3 separate regions of the Homo sapiens genome follow, and all the other regions are linked to region 1. Evidence: read pairs that join two places in POLR2A ChIA-PET (ENCODE). Cell type or tissue: MCF 10A. All regions are shown on one strand.

The links. ChIA-PET counts read pairs that join two places held together with the same protein. Peaks named below come from ENCODE experiments on the same cell type or tissue, not always from the same donor. Only the 100,000 strongest peaks of a DNase experiment are listed, where the experiment ranks them.
Region 2: POLR2A ChIA-PET joins it to region 1 with 5 read pairs; 2 of 35 experiments call an interaction of 5 or more read pairs at or near these places.
Region 3: POLR2A ChIA-PET joins it to region 1 with 8 read pairs; 5 of 35 experiments call an interaction of 5 or more read pairs at or near these places.

What each region holds. Positions count from the first base shown.
Region 1 is chr6:25,191,597-25,196,596 of GRCh38, forward strand. It overlaps the pseudogene RNY5P5. Among named protein-coding and RNA genes, the nearest start is that of CARMIL1, 85 kb to the right of the region's middle. In MCF 10A, no CTCF peak of the experiment used is centred here; DNase peaks (open chromatin) are centred at 1,755 and 2,155.
Region 2 is chr6:25,370,265-25,375,264 of GRCh38, forward strand. All of the region lies in intron 2 of CARMIL1 (capping protein regulator and myosin 1 linker 1), which reads left to right. The region is part of intron 1 of LOC124901281 (a long non-coding RNA gene); the gene reads right to left. Among named protein-coding and RNA genes, the nearest start is that of CARMIL1, 93 kb to the left of the region's middle. In MCF 10A, no CTCF peak of the experiment used is centred here; no DNase peak of the experiment used is centred here.
Region 3 is chr6:25,110,993-25,115,992 of GRCh38, forward strand. It overlaps the pseudogene CMAHP. Among named protein-coding and RNA genes, the nearest start is that of CARMIL1, 170 kb to the right of the region's middle. In MCF 10A, no CTCF peak of the experiment used is centred here; no DNase peak of the experiment used is centred here.

The sequences.
Region 1 (5,000 bases):
TCTTCGTGTATATTTTGTGTCCAACACCTTGAATCAGCTATTTCTCCTAAAAGTTTTGGTTCTTCTTGCTGGAAAATGTGTCTGGAAACCACAATCTAGGTGCTAGAGGATAGATGTCAATTTGAGGCCGGGTGCGGCGGCTCATATCTGTAATCCTGGCACTTTGGGAGGCCAGGCAAGTGGATCACTTGATGTCAGGAGTTCAGGAGCAGCCTGGCCAACATGGTGAAGCCCTGTTTCTACTAAAAACACACAAAAAAATTAGCCAGATGTGGTGGCACACACCTGTAGTCCCAGTGAGCTGAGATCATGCCACTGCACTCCAGCCTGGGCAACAGAGTAAGACTCTGTCTCCAAAAAAAAAAAAAAAAAAAAAAGTCAATTTGCTTACTTTTGGATGCTGTAAAGAATTTCCTTCAAACTGTAGACAGTCCTAACAGCACTTGATTATTTAGAAATTCATTATCTGGATCTCTTGCTTTTTATAAGTGCTTTTGTATCTGTGCCCTTTCTGAGACTCGGAGTTTAAAAACCATAACCTCTTCTTCACCAGTCCCTGGCCCAAAGTTTGTAACATGCTAGACACTCAGAACATATTCATTGAATGAGAAAAATCAGGCTTTAGATGCTAAAAGAAATGACCAGAAATGAGTTTCAAAAATATGAGAAGAAACGGCAGCATAGTTAGAATAACCTGGTAGCCTCTGAGGACATTATTTTAATAGGGTCTACATTTGCTTGGCTGTTTAAATTCATGTTTACTTAAAAAGAAATTACATTAAAGACCTATGCTATATTTTTGAAAGGGCATTTCTGAGTTGGTTCAAAGGTTGTGGGTTATTGTTAAGTTGACTGACATTGTCTCCTCCAAAAACCACCCTTGACTAGTTCTAAAACAAAAGAGTTTCTGTGAAAAGATACAAGTTTTAATTTTCTATTCAGGTCATCCTCAGAGAATTTCAACCTATGATGATTATCAGAGACAAAAAGGGGCAAAGCAGGTCTAAGATAACAGCAGATAGTGTGGATAAATGTGCCAAGAGTGATGGAAATTCAGCCCCTCCCTGTTGGGCAGGGAGTTGGCAGGGTTGGGGTACATGGCAAGTTAGCCGAGATGAGGCTCCTGGTTGGCTGGGTGGGGAAGTACAGGGATAGAATGCGCCTGTGAAGCTACTGATTGGCCCTGGACAGTTTGCAGCTTTGAGTGGGAGGGGTAGGATCTGAAGAAGAGCAACAGAGATCTTTGGCAGGAATTGGGGTAAGGTGGTGGAGGGGAATCTGGTTCTTGTTAAGAAGCAGAGAAAGGATAGGCAAAAACAAATGGTCTTACTGTCTTTCTCCAGTGCCTCATCTATTATAGCTTTCTGCTGAATTTTGCTCCCACAAACCCCTTCTTTGCTCTTTCTCCAGCTGCTCCCTTAATCATTCTATTCCTCTTTCTGGCTGACAGCCTCTTTCTCTAGTAGCGTTTAATTGACCTTAACTCACAACAGAGGAATAAACTTTTTGCTCACTAATGGCAAAAATCCAACTCTGGCTACTTCCAGCAAAAGACAGGTTAGCGTAAGAAACTTGGTATCAATGAGAATCATGTAGGCAAGCTAAGAGAACGGGCCTTGGAGATTGGCAGGATCCAGGGTAGCTCTAAGGACTAGAAAGTGGGAGCCAAAGGATTGGTTTCCCAGCAGGAACAGTCTGGTCAAGGAGGTCACTGCTAGGGTAAACCTTTTGTGAAAATCTCAGTGACCTCCCTTGGCCAGGTCATGAGAAGAAGGAGCTTATGAAGTAAGAGGCAGACCACTGGATTTCCTCTCCCATGAAGGCTGTACATGATAGAGCGGATGTGTTTGGAAACTGGCAGTGCTATTAGAAAGAGATAGTGAATGCCAAGCAGCCAAAAAAAAAAAAAAAAAGAAAGAAAAAAAAACGTTTTTTTACTCAAAGACATCAACTTATTATCACAATTACTTAGTGATTCAAATCCTGTGATTTCTCTCTTAATTTCTTAAATTTTCAAAGTTAGTGCTCTCGGTGTCTTAAAAACAATTTTTTTTAAATTTTTAAGATTAAAAACTTATGTCCTCGTTTTATTTTCTTCTGATGAGTCAGCGACCTTAAGAATCCAAAGCTCTGCACCCCTGGACTAAGGCCAGGAGTGAAAATCCATTACTAAGATTAGTCAGCCCTGAAAAAAAAACACCCTTTTCCCTCTGGCATTTTCATTACTTCTCTCCACCCCAGTAGAAACAATTAGCCGTTGAAACTAAGTTGTTTTTTTCCTTGCTTTTCAACTTATTATGAAAATTTTCACAATATACAAATGTTGAGAGTATTATATAATGAAACTCCTTGAGCCAGCTTCAACAATTCATCTCTGCCCACACACCCTTACATCCATGCATGCAACCTCACACAATTTTGTTCTCCTTAGTTGGATGATTCTAAAGCCAACCCCAGACATATGATTTTATCCTGCAATATTTTATTATGTTTCTCTAAAATACAAAGACTCTGAAGAACGATAACCATAATATCACTACCAAACCTAATACATTTATTAAAAATTATTTCCTATCCTCAAATATCAAGTCTATGGTCAAGTTTTCCCAATTGTCTCATCTATTTCTGGATCAAATCAGGATCCAAATGTGGTCTGTACATTCTGGCCAAATTTTTAAGGAGATTACAGTAACTGCCCAAACTTTTATAGTCTCAGTTTGAAGTTTGAACACAGCTTTTTCTTTCCATTTTTTTTTTTTGAGATAGCATCTTCCTCTATCACCCAGGCTGGAGTGCAGTTGCGCTGGAGTGCACAGCCTCTGAGTTCAAGTGATTCTCATGTCCCAACGACCTGAGTAGCTGGGATTACAGGCGTACACCACCACGCCCAGCTAATATTTGTATTTTTAGTAGAGAGAGGGTTTCAACATGTTGGTCAGGCTGGTCTTAAACTCCTGACCTCAAGTGATCCAACCACGTCGGCTTCCCAAAGTGCTAAGATTACAGGCTTGAGCCACCTACGCCCACCCTATTTATTTCAATAGCTCTTTGGGGAACAGGTGGTGTTTGGTGACGTGAATATGTTCTTTAGTGGTGATTTCTGAGATTTTGGCACACCCATCACCTGAGCAGTGTACACTGAACACAGTTTTTTCATTTTAGTTTTCTTTGGTTGGTAGTCTAAGCTCATCTCTGTCCTGAAGCTGCCATAGTTGCAAGTATTGAAGTGATTCAGCATCCCTCAGCCCATGTCTTCAGGTTAAATAAGCATATCTTGCAACTTCATTAAGAACAACTATCCAGGCCTTTTTAAAAATGCTATTATTATTTCTTCTCAAAGAATAGAGAAAGTAGCAACTGTTTTCTAAAATGTAGAGTTTATTTACTGTAATATTGTTTATGGTGACTTCAGATTGGAACTAACTCAAAGGTCCACCAAGGAGCTTGGCTAAACAGACTACCCTATGCCCAAACTATACGAAACTATGCCACATTTAAAAATAATGAGGTCACTCTATCCGTAACAACGTGAAAATGCCAAATGCCTCGATATATTGGTGAATAAAAAATTAAATAGTATGAATAATGTGATCTATTTTTGCCTAAAAACAATGTTTCTAGATACACAGAAAGAAATCTCAAAGAATAACCACCAAATCTTGGAGGGAGGATGTAAAATTCTGGAGGAATTACACTTTCTACTTTTTACATTTTTGTATCATTTAAATGCTTTTATTATAAGTGTATATTAGCTTTATAATGTGAAAAAAGATACTTCTATGATGAAATATTATGTAAATTTAAAGTATTATATAAATGATTTTCCTTCTTTCTTCAATCTTTCTCCAATATCAAAAATAATTTGGAATTGACTCTACCACAGATACAATGTTATCAATTGGCAGAATATTTGAAGATACACCTCAATAGTCTTCCTCAATTCACAATATTGAACTATGACTATATGACAGACACAGACGTAAGCTTTATCCCATTTAATCTCCAGAATAAATACCACTGTCTACATTTTACATGTAAGGAAACTGAAGCTTAGAGTGTCAAAGTCACTTGCTTAAGTCACAGCTAGGATTCAAACCTTGGTCTCTTTCATGCCATGGCCCACAACTTCACCCTTTATGCACAGGTGTCCAATTTCTTGGCTTTCCTGGGCCACAACATAAGAATTGCCTTGGGCCACACATAAAATACACAAATACTAATAGTAGCTGATGAGCTAAAACAAAAAAAAAATTGCAAGAAAAGCTCATAATGTCATAATGTTTTAAGAAAGTTTATGAATTTGTCTTGAGCCATATTCAAAGCTGTCCTGGGCCGCCTGCGGCCTGTGGGCCACAGATTAGACAAGTTTGCTCTATAGCATACTGACTCTACCCTACTAAATATAACAAATGTACAAAAAAAGCAATATTCCAAAATCCAAGGCCATAATCCTCTCATATTTCTCTTTAGAGCCACTGTGTAAGGAGTTCCCAAGACCATGCAGGGTCCCATGATTTGTTTGAGGGATTCGGCCCATAGTCATACTCACATCCATGACTTATTGCAGTGAAATGATATAAGGCAGAATCAGCAAAGGAAAAAAGCCACATGGGGCAAAGCAAGGGGGAAACTAGGCATGAGTTTCCAGAGTCCTCTCCCAACAGAGTTACGTGGGATGTGCGTAATTCCCCTGACAACAAGTTGAAAGCACACATGTGAAATATTACCAACCAGGAGAGACTCAGCACTCAGGGATTTTATTGGGGGCTAGTTATGTAGGCATCCTCTGATTGGCACATACCCAAACTTTAAATTTCCAGAAGAAAATCACGTGTTCAGTATAACCACATTGTTTGTTCAAATAGCTTAGGTACTAAGCTATTGTACCTCTAACTGGTACACTCTACCAGTTAATCACAGGAACCCTCCCACAACCTAAGTTCGCAGATGCCAGCCTTATAATCAAGCCTGTCAAAGAATAGCACTTGGGCCTGTTATGC
Region 2 (5,000 bases), 180 kb after region 1:
TCAGAACTGGACTCTGTGTGGCTTCTATTTTATTCAAGACCTTCATCTTTATGGGGGTAGGCGGGGGAAGGTGCTCCTTTTGACCACAGCGCCAAGCATCTGCAAGAGTAGCTTTATTACACATGTATTAGCAGGGAACAGAGCAACCTTTCCATCACTGTGTTTATTTTTGAGGGTGTGTAGCCAGTTGTCAAATATAAAGACATGAATGGCCTGGCTAGTAAAGAAGACGTGGAAAATAATTGTAAACTGTCTGCCATGATGTGCTTGCTCTTAAGAGCAAAGGACAGGAATATTTTGTCTTTTGTACTGCCCCGACGGAGTCATACAGCCCCTGCATTTGTGTGGGATGATAGAGTAGCACTATGGGGTTTGTCTGCCTCGTAGCTCTTCCACCCTGAGAGCTATTCTCACTTAGGAAGTGGAAAGTCTAAAGGACCAACTGTAGGTTGAACCAGGAGTTTCATTCACTAAACATATTTTTTTTTTAGTTGATATATATATATGTAAAATTTCAATAGCTTTTGAGGTACAAATGGTTTTTGGTTACACGGACAAATTGTATAGTGGTGAAGTCTGCGATTTTAGTGCACCCATCATCTGTGTATATTGTACCCAATATGTAGCTTTTTTTTATCCCTCATCTCTCTCCTCCCCTCCCCTCTTCTGAGTCACCAAAGTTCGCTAAATGACTCTGTATGCTTTTGTGTACCCATAGTTTAGCTCCCACTTATAAGTGAGAACATACGGTATTTGGTTTTCCATTCCTGAGTTACTTCACGTAGAATAATGGCCTCCAGCTCCATCCAAATTGCTGTGAAAGATATTTCATTCTGTTTTATGTCTGAGTAGTATTCCATAGTGTATATAGACCACATTTTCTTTATCCATTCATCAGTTGATGGGCACTTAGGTTGGTTCTGTATCTTTGCAATTGTGAATGGTGCTGTGATGTGTGCACGTGTCTTTTTGATAGAATTACCTCTTTTCCTTTTAGTAGTTGCCCAGTAGTGAGATTGCTGGATGGAATGGTATCTTTACTTTCAGTTCTTTAAGGAATCTTCATGCTGTTTTCCATAGAGGTTGTACTAATTTACATTCCCACCAGCAGTGTATAAGTAAGTGTTCTCTTTTTACCACATCCATGCCAACATCTATTGTATTTTACCTTTTTAGTAATGGCCATTCTGGCTGGGGTAAGGTGGTATCTTGTTGTGGTTTTAATTTGCATTTCCCTGATGATCAGTGATGTTGAACATTGTTTTGTATATTTGTTGGCCATTTGTATATCTTCTTTTGAGAAATGTCTATTCATGTCATTTGCCCACTTTTTGATGGGATTATTTGGTTTGTTTTCTTGCTAATTTATTTGAGTTACTTGTAGATTGTGGGTATTAGTTCTTTGTAGGATGCATAGTTTGCAAATATTTTCTCCTACTCTGTGGGTCATCTGTTTACTCTGATGGTGATTTGCTGTGCAGAAGCTTTTTAGTTTAATTAGGTTCTATTTATTTATTTTTGTTTTTCTTGCATTTGCTTTTGGGGTCTTAGTCATAAATTCTTTACCTAGACCAATGTCCAGAAGTTTTTCCTAGGTTGTCTACTGTAATTGGTTTCAGCTCTTAGATGTAAGTCTTTGATCCATCTTGAGTTGATTTTTGTATATGGTGAGAGATAGGGATCCAGTTTCATTCTTATACATGTGGCTATCCAGTTTTTTCAGCACCATTTGTTGAATATGGTGTCCTTTCTCCAATTTATGTTTTTGTATACTTTGTCAAAGATCAATTGTGGTTGTAAGTATTTGGTTTTATTACTGTGTTCTCTGTTCTGTTACATTGGTCTATGTATCTACTTTTATACCTATACCGTGCTGTTTTGGTAACTATAACCTTGTAGTATAATTTGAAGTTAGGTAATGTGATGCCTTCATGTTTGTTCTTTTTGCTTAGGATTGTTTTGGCTATTCAGGTTCTTTTTGGTTCCATATGAATTTTTTTTTCTAATTCTGTGAAAAATGATGTTAGTATTTTGATAGAAGTTGCATTGAATCTCTAGATTGCTTTGGGTAGTATGGCCATTTTCATGAAATTGATTCTTCCAATTCATGAGGATGGGATATTTTTTCCATTTGTTTGTATTATCTTTGATTTCCTTCAGCAGTGTTTTGTCGTTCTTGAAGAGATTTTTCACCTCCTTGTTAAGTATATTTCTAGGTAATTTATTTTATTTTTGCTGTTATTATAAAAGGGATTGAGTTCTTGATTTGATTCTGAATTTGATTGTTGTTGGTGTATGGCAGTACTACTGATTTGTGTACATTGATTTTGTAACCTGAGACTTCACTGAGTTCATTTATCAAATCTAGGAGTCTTTTGGAGGAGTCTTTAGGGTTTTCTAGGTATATAATCATACCACTGGCAAACAGAGATAGTGTAATTTACTCTTTTCCAATTTGGATACCCTTTATTTTTCTCTCTTGCCTGATTGCTCTGACTAGGGCTCCTGGTGCTATGTTGAATAGAAGTAGTGAAAGTGGGCATCCTTGTCTTGTTCCAGTTCTGAAGGGCAATGGTTTCAACTTTTCCCCTTCAGTATGATGTTGGCTGTGAGTCTGTCATACATGGCTTTTATTATTTTGAACTATATTCCTTCTATCCCTAGTTTGTTGAGAATTTTTATCATAAAGGGATGCTGGATTTTATCGAATGCTTTTTCTGCATCTATTAAGATGATCAATAGATTTTTGTGTTTTTAAAAAATTCTGTTTATATGATGTTTCACATTTATTGACTTGCATTTGTTAAATCATCCCTACATCCTGGATGAAACCCACTTGATCATGGTGAATTATCTTTTTGATGTGCTGTTGGATTCAGTTTGCTAGTATTTTGTTGAGGATTTTTACATCTTTGTTGATTCAAGGGTATTGTTCTGTAGTTTTCTTTGTCTTTTTTTTTTCTGTTATATCCTTTCCTGGTTTTGGTATCAGGGTGATATTGGTGTCATAGAATAAGTTATAGAGGATGCCCTCTTTCTCAACCTTTTGGAATAGTTTCAGCAGATTGGTACCAATTTTTCTTTGAATGTCTGGTACAATTCAGCTGTGAATCTATCTGGCCTTCGGCTTTTTTTTTTTTTTTTTGGTCTGTTCAGGATTTCTATTTCTTCCTGATTCAAGCTAGGAAGATTGTATGTTTCCAGGAATTTGTCCATTTCCTGTAGATTTTCTAGTTTGTTTGCATGGAGGTGTTCATAGCAGTCTTGAATGATCTTTTGTATTTCTTTTGGTTATAATGTCTCAATTTTCATCTCTCTCTCTCTCTTTTTTTTTTTTTTGACAGAGTCTCGCTTTATCACCAGGCTGAAGTGCAGTGGTGCGATCATGGCTCACTGCAACCTCCACCTCCCTGGTTCAAGCGATTCTCCTGCCTCAGCCTTCCGAGTAGCTGGGATTACAGGCATGCGCCACTATGCCTGGCTAATTTTTTTGTATTTTTAGTAGACGTGGGGTTTCACCATGTTGGCCAGAATGGTCTCGATCTCCTGACCTCGTGATCCGTCTGCCTCAGCCTCCCAAATGCTGGGATTACAGGCCTGAGCCACTGTGCCCGGCCTCCATTTTCATTTCTAATTGAGCTTACTTGAATCTTTTCCTGGTTAATCTAGCTAATCATCTATCGATTTTGTTTATCTTTTCAAAAAACCAAGCTTTCGTTTCCTTGATGTATTTTTTGTTTGTTTGTTTCAGTTTCATTTAGTTCTGCTCTAATGAAAAGGTCTTTGTTATTTCTTTCATTCTGCTAGCTTTGGGTTTGGTTTGTTCTTGTTTCTCTAGCTCCTTGAGGTATGATGTTAGATTGTAAGTTTGTGATCTTTCATACTTTTTGATGTAGGCATTTAGTGCTATAAACTTAACTCATAGCACTGCTCTTGCTGTATCCCAGAGGTTTTGATGATGTGTATCACTATTATTCATTTTGAAATATTTCTTAATATCCATCTTGATTTCATTGTTCACCTAAAAGTCATACAGGAGTAGGTTAATTTCTATGTATTTGTATAGTTTTGGGAATTCCTTTTGGAGATGATTTCTAGTTTTATTCCACTGTGGTCTGAGAAGATACTTGGTATGATTTTGATTTTTTAAAATTTATCAAGGCTTGTTTTGTGGCCTATCATATGATGTGTCTTGGAGAATGGTCCATGTTCTGATGAGAAGAACGTATATTTTGCAGTTCTTGGGTGGGATATTCTGTGACTATATTAGGTCCATTTGTTCTAGAGTATAGTTTAAGGTTGATGTTTCTTAGTTGACTTTCTTCCTTGATGATCTGTGTGGTGCTGTTAGAGGAGTATTGAAGTCTGCACTATTATTGTGTTGCTATTTCTTTTCTTAGGTCGTGTAGTAATTGTTTTATGAATCTGGAGTTCAAGACTTAGGTGCATGTATATCTAGGATTGTAATATCATCTTGTTCGATTGATCCTTTTATTATTATATAATGGCATTTTTTGTCTTTTTTTACTGTTGTTGTTTTAAAGTCTGTTTTATCTGATGTAGGCATAGCTTTTCCTGCTCACTTTTGGTTCTCATTTACATGGAATATCTTTTTCCACCACTTTACCTGGAGTCTATAAGAATCCTTTCATGTTAGGTGATTCTCTTGAAGACAGCAGATATTCGATTTGTAACTTTTTATCCATTCTGCCAAAGTATATCTTTTAAATGGAGTATTTAATCTCAAGATGCAAGGTACTGTTCAGTTATGTTGATTGTTACATAGGTACTTAGTTTTCTTCATTGTATTATTGTTGATAAGTCCTATAAGTTTTATGCTTTCTAGAGGTTCTATTCTGGTGCATATCAACCTTTTGATTCAAGATTAATAACTCCTTTTAGTATTTCTTGTAGGGTTGGTCTGGTAGTGACACATTCCCTCAGCATTTGCTTCTCTGAAAAAGACTCCTTCATTTGTAACACTTAGTCTTGCTGGATAA
Region 3 (5,000 bases), 81 kb before region 1:
AAATATACAACACACAGTAAACTGGTATTCAAATTTGGGTTTTCTGATTCTAAACCTAGTGCTTCTTCTATAAGAAGAAAGTTTCTAACTTTAATGAACATATTATCTGGTTTAAGAATCAGACTTGTACACAGAGTATAAGATCAGGTAAAATAAGATATATAATCATAGGAAAAGTATTTTAAAAATCTGCATATCAACACTTGGCTGTACTAATATTCAAGTTCCAGCATTGCGTTAAAAGCTATCCAAATAAGTAGAATCTGGAAGGAAGTGAGGGGAGCAACAACCTTTCTCCCCAAAAAACAAAAGATTCAAAAAATCAATGATTCTTTGAATGTACCTTCAATCTCTGGGTTCAGCAACGAAATCCTGCATTTTAAAGGACTTTGGGAGTTACGGTAAGTTATTTTAAAATGGATGTTCATTGCTTTGGATTTTTCAATTGCTAATAATTCTTACTGGCAATCCACCAAAGTACACTGGCCTTTTCCCTTGTTTTTTGTAAACCAGGGAGGCTTTATTCAGTAAATAAAGGTCAGACAGAAGGGTCGGGGACAAGCAATCTTGATGTTTATTAGTTGATTAGGCAAGAGTCGAAAAGTAAGGGTCTATCAAGGAAATAGACCCAACGGAGTAAAAATCACAGGCTTTGGCCCCTTTTCAATAATAAACTATCTGCAACACACTGCACAACCAATGTGTTGTGATACTATAGTTGAAAACTGTTGTTTTAATGCATGACAACTGTCCACACAAGCCCCTGAAATGAAACTAAATTGGTTTTCAGGACAGTAGTTACAGAATAACTCAACTAAATGAGTTCTTACCCTCCCTGAAAGTTCTTACCCTTCTTAAATTTAGTGTGTTCCCATAGAATGTCTCTCATTAAGACTTTAGGTAATTGTATCTTAGACACTATAAAGCGATCATATCATTTATGTGCTGTTGTCCCTACACAAGCTATATAAAATTATTACCACACTTTACTGTTATTGTACAACAAATGAACTCAGGGCTCTTGTAATCCTGAAATTATGCAAGTATAGTTCCAGGAGGTAGTGTGGGACAAAGGTATCATATAAAGTAGAATTTTAGTTGTAGTACCACAGTATCCTAGGGGGTTGTGATCAGTTAAGAAATATGTTGCAGGCAATTTGTTACTAAATCAGTTAATTCAAAAAAACAAAACAAAAACAAAAACAAAAACAAACACTTCCCTGAAAAATAAATCAGAGCATATCCACACTTTAGAGTTCCCATATGCTTTAGAATAAAATATCAAGGGGCCAGTCAACCAGCAACCAACATGTTATCCCTAACCATTTTGTCATGTAGGGTCACAGAAAAACAAAGTCGAATTGCTTGAGTAGCACATTATGGGCATTGCTGTGTGTTTATACTGGCAATCTAGCAGAAGTGATACAAATTTCAAAATAATGATGAAGAAATATGACCCTATAGTTAAGCAAAGGAATTGAGAATATGAGCTTCCCTCTTCTAATAGCTCAGTACCTTTGCAAATACGTGTGGTTTCTTAACTTAAAGTCCTCCTTTCTCCCTCCTTTTTAATTGTCTGGGTCAGGGAAAATTTCAGTTGCTATCATTAGTATCATATTACTCTGGTTCCAATGAAACATTGGGTGAGGTTCAGTCAGGATTACTACGTTGGGTGTTTAGTGTTAGGATACTATAAATCAGGGCTTGGCAAACCATGTGTGGGCCGAATCCAACCTGCTGCTACTTGTTTATGTACAACCTTGCAAGCTAAGAGTGGCTTCTTTCTTCTTTTGAAGCTTGCCCACAGCTGAGGAGATGGTTTTTACCTTTTTAAATGGTTGTAAAGAAAATCAAAAGGACAATGATATTTTGTAATACATGAAAATTATATGATATTCACATGTCATTATCCATAAATAAAATTTGATTGGAACACAGTCAGTCTTATTCAGGACCATCTATGGCTGCCTTTGGGTTACAACAGCACGGTTGAGTGGTTGCAACTCTCACTGTATGGCTTGCAAAGCCTAAAATATTTACACTCTGGCCCTTTATAGAAAATGTGTTCTGCCTTAGGGTGGGAAGTGAGACGGTTATTCATCCTCCCCTATCTTCCTTACAATAGCTCCTTCCTCACTCCCAATGGTGTAAAGTGTAGAAATGCTTTTCTATTTGTATAATTTTATGGGGTACAAGTGTAATTTTGTTACAACCAAAGATTGCACAGTGGTGAAATCAGAGCATTATTAATCCTAATCATGTACCTTTTATCCATTAAACAATTTATCATCATTCACCTACTTGCTACCCCCTCACCTTTCTAAACCTCCAGTGTCTGTCATTCTACTCTCTACGCCTATTTGTGCACATTATTTAGCTCCCACTTATAAGTTAGAACATACCATATTTGTCTTTCTAGAAACAGTTTTAAAAGTATAAACTTTCTATGCAAATGTAAATATTTATCTTAATTAGTCCTTTTTTCATCATCCCAACTGAACCTACTTCAAAGTGAGCAGTGATTGCAAAAGAATCGGAGAACATTTGATGCCTTTCCTGCAGCATGAGCTTAGGAGTTGTGTGCTCAGGACTTCATTACCTCAGGTGGTCTGAGTGCAGATGACTGATGTAAATGAGGTCTGCCTGGCACAGCCTCTCCAGCCAATCAGATGGAGGCTCATGGAGCAACCACCATCCACGGGCAAAAGCAGGACCGATTAACCAAGGGTCAAACACCATTCTCTTGTCTCCTAACTTGAGGTCCATGCAGGCATGAGTGAGATATGTTATCTGTTAAAAGAGAGTGAGATCCCTATTACTGAATCGTTCATTACTGGTCAGCAACAATGAACTGAAATGTTTGGTTTGGGTGGCTGACATAGTACACAGGCTGGAGTACTTTGCTTCTAAGCATGATCAGGCAAAATCTTGGACTCAAATACATTCCAAAAAGAGCCTTTCATAGAACACGGTTCCCAGCACAGGTCATGACTTTATTCAAATATAAATTCTCATGGTTAGTTTTAGATGACAAATCAATTTGTTTACCTAGTTTTAGTTTATTTAAATTAGTTCCTAAACAGTTATTTACAGTCCACACTGAAGAATATATTTTGTGATCAGTCCTTTAAAGCATACTTTACAAGGAAAGGCAGTTAGAGATGTTATCACAAACATCTGGGGATTTAAATGCCAGAGTGGCTGTGAAGAGCAATATGAATGGATGATTCTCGTGAGTTTGGTGGGTTGGCATAGCCACGCAGACTCAACTGACAACTGGCTGAACAGGCTTGCAAGACTTTCTCTTCTAAATTACCTGTTAAATAATTACTCCTTCTGGATGCCAAGGTCCTCTAAGAATGGACACAAACAGTGACTTAGAGACTGGCACCATGGGGATTCCAAATCCAATTCCTCATTCTCTTGCCACAGCCTGGCACCTCCATGGAAAAGGAATGTATTGAGAAGCAGAGATGAGATAGCGGGAACGTCATGTGAAAAGGCAACAAAGTGGGTGAGGAAAGGTCAAGGCATAGATTAGTTTTTATTATGTCTATTCCGGGCAGGTTCTCATTTGTTTCCTTAAAATTAGCTGCCCAAATATACATAAACTTCCTAAATACACAGAAAAATAAATTTTTGATTGTGTACCTCTCCCAAACTATTAAAGTGTTTCCTCTGAAGGAAATTCTCTTCTAAAGCCAGAAAATACAACCAGCCATTCTATCCAGTAGTGATCTGGCATCAAATAGTTTTGCATGAGTTTCCTTAGGGATTTTTCCCAAAGTTTTGTATTGTTTTTTTCCTTGTAATCCCTGCCAAGTTCTGGGGGTTCCTTAAAGAATTTGTTTTATCATATGACTTTTTACCATATGTCCTAAATACCCATCTCAAACAGTATTCAAGGTAATATAGGATGTTTACAGATATAGATGTTAAATGGACATCTTGGTCACGTTTTTGTTTTTAATAATATTATCCTTTTAATATTTCCTTACCTGTACTTCTCCAAAAGCCAACTCTTCAGGAGATCTGGGCTGTAAGTCCCAAGGGTTAGGAGGATTCAGTTCTAAAAGCAAAAGTCCGTTGTTTTCATCCATTTCAACAACTAGAATCAAATGAGAACAAATCTGGATTAATGACAAAAATGGCTTTTTAAAAGCATCACTGAAATAGGAATGCATGGTCTTCCAAAGATCAAAGGAAAATCAAAACAAAGGGTGCCACTCCCTTAGATCAAGCAATATCTGCAGAGACTATGACTTAAGATGAACACCAATTCATTTCTTTATTCATATGGCACTTAGAGAACTTATGAGGTCTCAGTCATGTCAGGGATACACATATACAAACAAGACTTCCTTACGACTAAATGAATGATTGATAGAGATGACTTCGAGGCGCTATGGGAATGCACAGGGAGGGGCATCTGATCTGCAAAAATGACACACATTCAGTAGAAACCATACTCTGAATTTTTATCTTTTCTGGGCTAGTGATACACAGTAAGATGCTGGGCAGCGGTAGCGGGTGCAGCTCCCAGTCAGCCATGTGCAATCACAAGGGTAAACACCAGATACTCTACAGTGGACCATGTTGCCAGGTGATTGTGCCCAACTGCAGGCTAATGTACATGTTCTGAGTATGCATACAGCATGTTAGGCTAAGCTACGATGCTTGGTAGGCTAGGTGTATTAACTACATTTTGACTTACAGTACTTTCAACTTATGATGAGTTTATCAGGACTTCACACCATGTGTAAGTTGAGGAGCATTTGTATACAATTCTGCTAATTAATTATACCTCAATAAAGCTGAGGGAATAGAGAATAGCTATCCTGAAGCCCCATTCAAAAAAGTGATTACCTCCAGAGCATGGGTGGGAGGATATGTGATATAATCAAGGAAAGATATATATTCTGTTGTTAATATTTTATGTCTTAAGCTGGGTGCTGGGTACATGGGTGTTCACTTAATTTTTAATACCTTTTAAACATTGC